2 separate regions of the Homo sapiens genome follow, and region 2 is linked to region 1. The links are chromatin loops, found by intact Hi-C in ENCODE. Cell type or tissue: heart right ventricle. All regions are shown on one strand.

Region 1 (2,500 bases):
ACCATAGTCAAGACATCTCTCTTCATACCGGTTTCTGAAACTTCAGTTTTTTTCCTGTTCCAAATGTCACTTCATATGTTTCTTTAAATTGATTTTATTAAAAATAAAACTGGCCAGGCACGGTGGTTCATGCCTGTAATCTCAGCGTCTTGGGAGGCTGAGGTGGGTGGATCACTTGAGCCTAGGAGTTCGAGACCAACCTGGGCAACAGCAAGACCCCGTCTCTTAAAAAAAAAAAAATCAGCCGGGCATGGTGGTGCATATCTGTGATCCTAACTACTTGAAAGGCTGAAGTAGGAGGATCGCCTGAGTAGGAGGATCGCCTGAGGCTAGAGTTTGAGGCTGCAGTGAGCTATGATCGTGCCACTGCACTCCAGCTTGAGCAACAGAGCAAGACACCATCTCAAATAAAAAATAAATAAAAATTGGCCGGGTGCGGTGGCTCACGCCTGTAACCCCAGCACTTTCGGTGGCCGAGGCGGGCGGATCACGAGGTCAGGAGATTGAGGCTATCTTGGCTAACACGGTGAAACCCCGTCTCTACTAAAAATACAAAAAATTAGCTGGGCATGGTGGTGGGTGCCTGTAGTCCCAGCTACTCGGGAGGCTGAGGCAGGAGAATGGCGTGAACCGGGGAGGCAGAGGTTGCAGTGAGCCAAGATCGTGCCACTGCACTCCAGCCTGGGCGACAGAGTGAGACTCCGTCTCAAAAATAAAATAAAATAAAATAAATTTTAAAAAAACCCTAGATTCATTTTTTAAAAAAAGTTATTATTTTCATAAATAGAAAACCATTATTACTTGCTATTCGCTATAAATAGGAGGTAACCATAAAAACAAACTGGCAAACTGAGTGCAGTGGCTCTTGCCTGTAGTCTGAGCTACTCAGGAGGCTGAGGCAGGAGGATCACTTGAGGCAAGGAGTTTCAGGCCAGTTGCCCAGGCAACTGGTCTTTTTTTTTTTTTTTTTTTTTAAATCTTTTAAAATTAGTCGGGCACGGTGGTGTGCCTGCAGTCCCAGTTACTTGGGAGGCTGAGGTGGGATGATTCCTTGAACCTAGGAGTTTGAGGCCACAGTGAGCTATTTTATTTTAAAGAGACAGGGTCTCACTCTGTCACCCAGGCAGTGGTGCCATCATAGCTCATTTTAGCCTTGAACTCCTTGGCTCAAGCCATCCTCCCAACTCAGCCTCCTAAGTAGCTAGGACTACAGGCCTGAGCCATTTTGTCTGGTTTATTTATTTAGTTTTTTGTTAAGATGGGGTCTTGGTACGTTGCCTAGGCTGGTCTTGAACTCCTGGCCTCACATGATCTTCCTACTTCAGCCTCCCACAATGCTGGGATTACGGGCATGAGCAACTGTGCCTGGCCTGCAGTGAGCTATGATTGTGCCACTGCACTCCCGCCTAGGCGACAGAGCAAGACCTGTTTCTTTTTTTTCTTTTTTTTCTTTTTTTTGAGATGGAGTCTTGCTGTTTCCCAGGCTGGAGTGCAGTGACACGATCTCGGCTCACTGCAACCTCCACCTCCTGGGTTCAAGCAACTCTCCTGCCTCAGCCTCCTGAGTAGCTGGGATTACAGGTGTGTGCCACCATGCCCAGCTAATTTTTGGATTTTTATTAGAGACAGGGTTTTGCTATGTTGGTCAGGCTGGTCTCGAACTCCTGACCTCGTGATCCACCCGCCTCAGCCTCCCAAAGTGCTGGGATTAGAGGCATGAGCCACCGCGCCCAGCGACCTTGTTTCTAAACAAACAAACAAAGTGAACTGTTAGTGACAGATCCTGACCATTCTGAAAAGAACAGGGCTGAAGTAGTGTAGCCTTCAGACTTGGTTACCCCTAGTCCTACTCCAAACACACACACACACACACACACACACACACACACACACACACACACGGCATTCATGCAGTATACATGAAGCTTTCTTAACCTGAGGCCCAAGTATGGGCTCAGAGGAGGGAACAGTTTTTGTGCTGTTTGATCTATTGGAATGTTTTCCTGAGCTGAGCATCCATTGCCCACATTCGAGTCTCAAAGAGGCTCACTATTGAAAAAGGTGAAAAATTGCTGTTTGAAGTGAATGTTTCCAATCTCGCTTTTCTCTTTAGCTTATGTTACGTGATTCCTCCTCCCACCTAATTTTCTTCAAGGATCCCCTCCCACTGTGTCCTGGACTTGGTGCTCTTTATCCCTCACAACTGGGTTTCACAGACCTGTTCTGAAGGGACATTTGGCCTGTGTTTCCATGAATGCCCCCTGGAAGGGCACAAGACAAGCATGTCCTGGCCCTGTAGAGAGGTCTGTGCTGGGAATGGATCATGACATGAAACTTCTTCTCCCTGCAAATGTCTGCTTTGTAAATAGTCTGCACCTTTGGTCTGGATGCTGTAATAAGTTGAAGCATTTCTTAGCAGCATTTATTTTTCTTCTTAAAAAATTATAAATTGAGGCTGGGCACGGTGGCTCACACCTGTAATCCCAGCACTTTGGGAGGC
Region 2 (2,500 bases), 290 kb after region 1:
ACCTGGATGAACCTGGAGGACATGATGTTAAGTTAAATAAGCCAGACACAGAAAGAGAAATACCACATGATCTTTCTGATAATGCGGAATCTAAGAAGTTAAGCTCATGGAGAGTAGAATGGAGGTTACCAGGGGCTGAGGGTGAGGGAGCAGATTTGGGGAGATGTTAGTCAAAGGATACAAAATTTCAGTTAGATAGGAGGAATAAGTTCAATAGATATATTGTACATGATGACAGTAATAATGATGTATTCTTAAAAATTGCTGAGACAATAGATTTTAAGTGTTCTCACCACACACAAAAAAATGTGATGTAATACATATGTTAATTAGGCTCATTCAGCTGTTCTACAATGTATGCATATTTCAAAACAATATGTTGTACATGATAAATATACAATTTTTATTTGTATATTAAAATTAATTAATTTTAAAAAAGATCTCCAGTAGTCACCTGGTCAGCACCAGATATTCTAATCTGTTTGTGATATCTGAAAATCCTAATACAGACAGCAAAAGCAGGATGGGGTGAATAGAACTGCAAATCTTGAGCCAACATTTTATGTGCCTGGCACTGTTCCTGGGTTCAGGTTTTTAGGGGTAAATGGATGTTTAGGCAGATAATTTTGTCAATTAAAATAGTCTGAATTGTTCCATCTAGTCCAGTTAACCTAGTCTCACCAGTTAGTCTATGCCACCTTTGCAGCACCCAGAAGCTTCATAATATTCCTGCAGCCTTGTCCAGGGTAGTGGCTTGCTTGCTTTCTATCTTTCCCCAGCCTCCTTCCCTCCTCTTTTTCCTCCCCTCCATCTCCTAGAAACAGATCCTAGTTTGGGGGTCTGTGATCTGTGAAACAGCAACCTTGGCTTCTGGGGTTGAGTGAACTCAGCTTGTTTTGGTGACATGACATGTTCCTGTCTGGCTTTGCTGCTCCATTTTTAACCTTGTAAGTGCCAGGATGCCAGTGGGAAATCGGGAGTCCTTCTGATAGAATTTTTCCAGCAGATGTTATCACGTACTGCAGGGAAATTGGATCTGCGTGCTGGCCTTACTGTTGAGAAATTTTTCCTTATGTCAGACAAGACTCTGTCCTGCTACAGTTTAGTCTCATTTCCTCTTATTTAATCCTCAGAGGAGATGGAAGGTTTGGAAGCTTTCAGGCAACTGCCTTCCTTTTAGGAACTCCTTGTGTGCCTGAATACTATTAAATTACTCCTCAGACTTCTCTTTTCCAGATGAAATAATCTCAGGTCTTTTGGCCTTTTCTTGTAGCCCAATATCATACACCAGTTTCCTAGCCATTTAATCATTTTTGTTATTCTCTGGATGTGTTCCATTTTCTCCATGTCCCTGTTGAAATGTGAAACTCAAAAAGAACACAGTACAGCCTGACCAGTAGTATAAGTGATATAAACAGTGATATAAGGGCCTTGGGGGAAGAAAGAAAAATCTGCCAGCTTTCCGTTGGTAATGATCACCTCTGAGTGTTTTTAGGAATTGCAAAATGCTGGAGCCTGCATCCATTTTGAGAGCTACAATATCAATAAAAATATTTCTTTCTTCGATTAAAATACTTCTAATTTTAAAAATTAAAATAGCTGTAGTAGTCTTTAAAGAGTAACCATGATCACAGTTTTCCATGGCAAAATAATCATTGATAGGGGACTTACGATTAATGTTTACTTGATCCCCAGTGATTCCAGGCCCATTTCCACATAGACATCTGTATTTGGACGTCCCAGAGAGGTCTCAGATTCCTTGTGCCAAAACCAAAATCACAGTTGTTGCCCTCGAAAGGCCTCTTCTCTCCTTTGCTCCTTAGCTCAGTCAGTGGTCTTGTAATCCATTTGTTACCCAAGCCAGGAACCTCACAGCATCCTTCACTCTTCTTTCTGTTCAGCCACCCCTTTTTCATTCCAACCCAAGCCTCATGGATTCTGCCTCTTAAATGTCTCTGGAATCCAGCCCTCTGTCACCACCAGCACCGCCACAGCTCAGACTCCAGGTCACTCGCCTTGGGGGGATGGTATGAGCTGTCATACTGTATGAGCCTCATCCTGGGGCCATGACTTACCAAGCCAGATCATCTCTGTGAGTCTGCCTGGTGTAAAGACAAGGATCAGTGACTTCTTTGTAGGTCTGAACTGGGTAATGCAGAGCATGCCCTGGAGACATGGCATGTCCCCCCAATTCTCCAAGACATGACAGTGCCTTCTCTTACTGCCAGGTCCCTCCGTCTGTCCTCAGCACAGCCATTTCCCTGGAACGCGAATCTGATCAGTTCACTGCTGGGCCTGAAAGCTTTCGCTGACTCCTTTTAATCTGCAGAATGAGGGTGAAACTGCTTAGCTTGGGCTGGGTCCCTTGTGAGCTGGCCCTGACTTCTCTCCAGTATCATCATTTTCTAGGAAAGCCATTTCCCCACAACCCCCAAGGAAAGCATATCATAAACAAGTTTTCCCTTGGGGAGGTTCCCTCGACTCCCTTCTCTCCTCTCCC

What was found. A loop is a pair of places that touch in the nucleus more often than their neighbours do. Peaks named below come from ENCODE experiments on the same cell type or tissue, not always from the same donor. Only the 100,000 strongest peaks of a DNase experiment are listed, where the experiment ranks them.
Region 2: it touches region 1 in a loop (5-fold over the local background); 1 of 110 quality-filtered maps calls a loop at or near these places.

What each region holds. Positions count from the first base shown.
Region 1 is chr15:98,636,312-98,638,811 of GRCh38, forward strand. No RefSeq gene overlaps it. Among named protein-coding and RNA genes, the nearest start is that of IGF1R, 11 kb to the right of the region's middle. In heart right ventricle, no CTCF peak of the experiment used is centred here; no DNase peak of the experiment used is centred here; H3K27me3 peaks cover 1,863 bases.
Region 2 is chr15:98,926,170-98,928,669 of GRCh38, forward strand. The region is part of intron 13 of IGF1R (insulin like growth factor 1 receptor); the gene reads left to right. Among named protein-coding and RNA genes, the nearest start is that of PGPEP1L, 80 kb to the right of the region's middle. In heart right ventricle, no CTCF peak of the experiment used is centred here; no DNase peak of the experiment used is centred here; H3K27ac peaks cover 2,358 bases.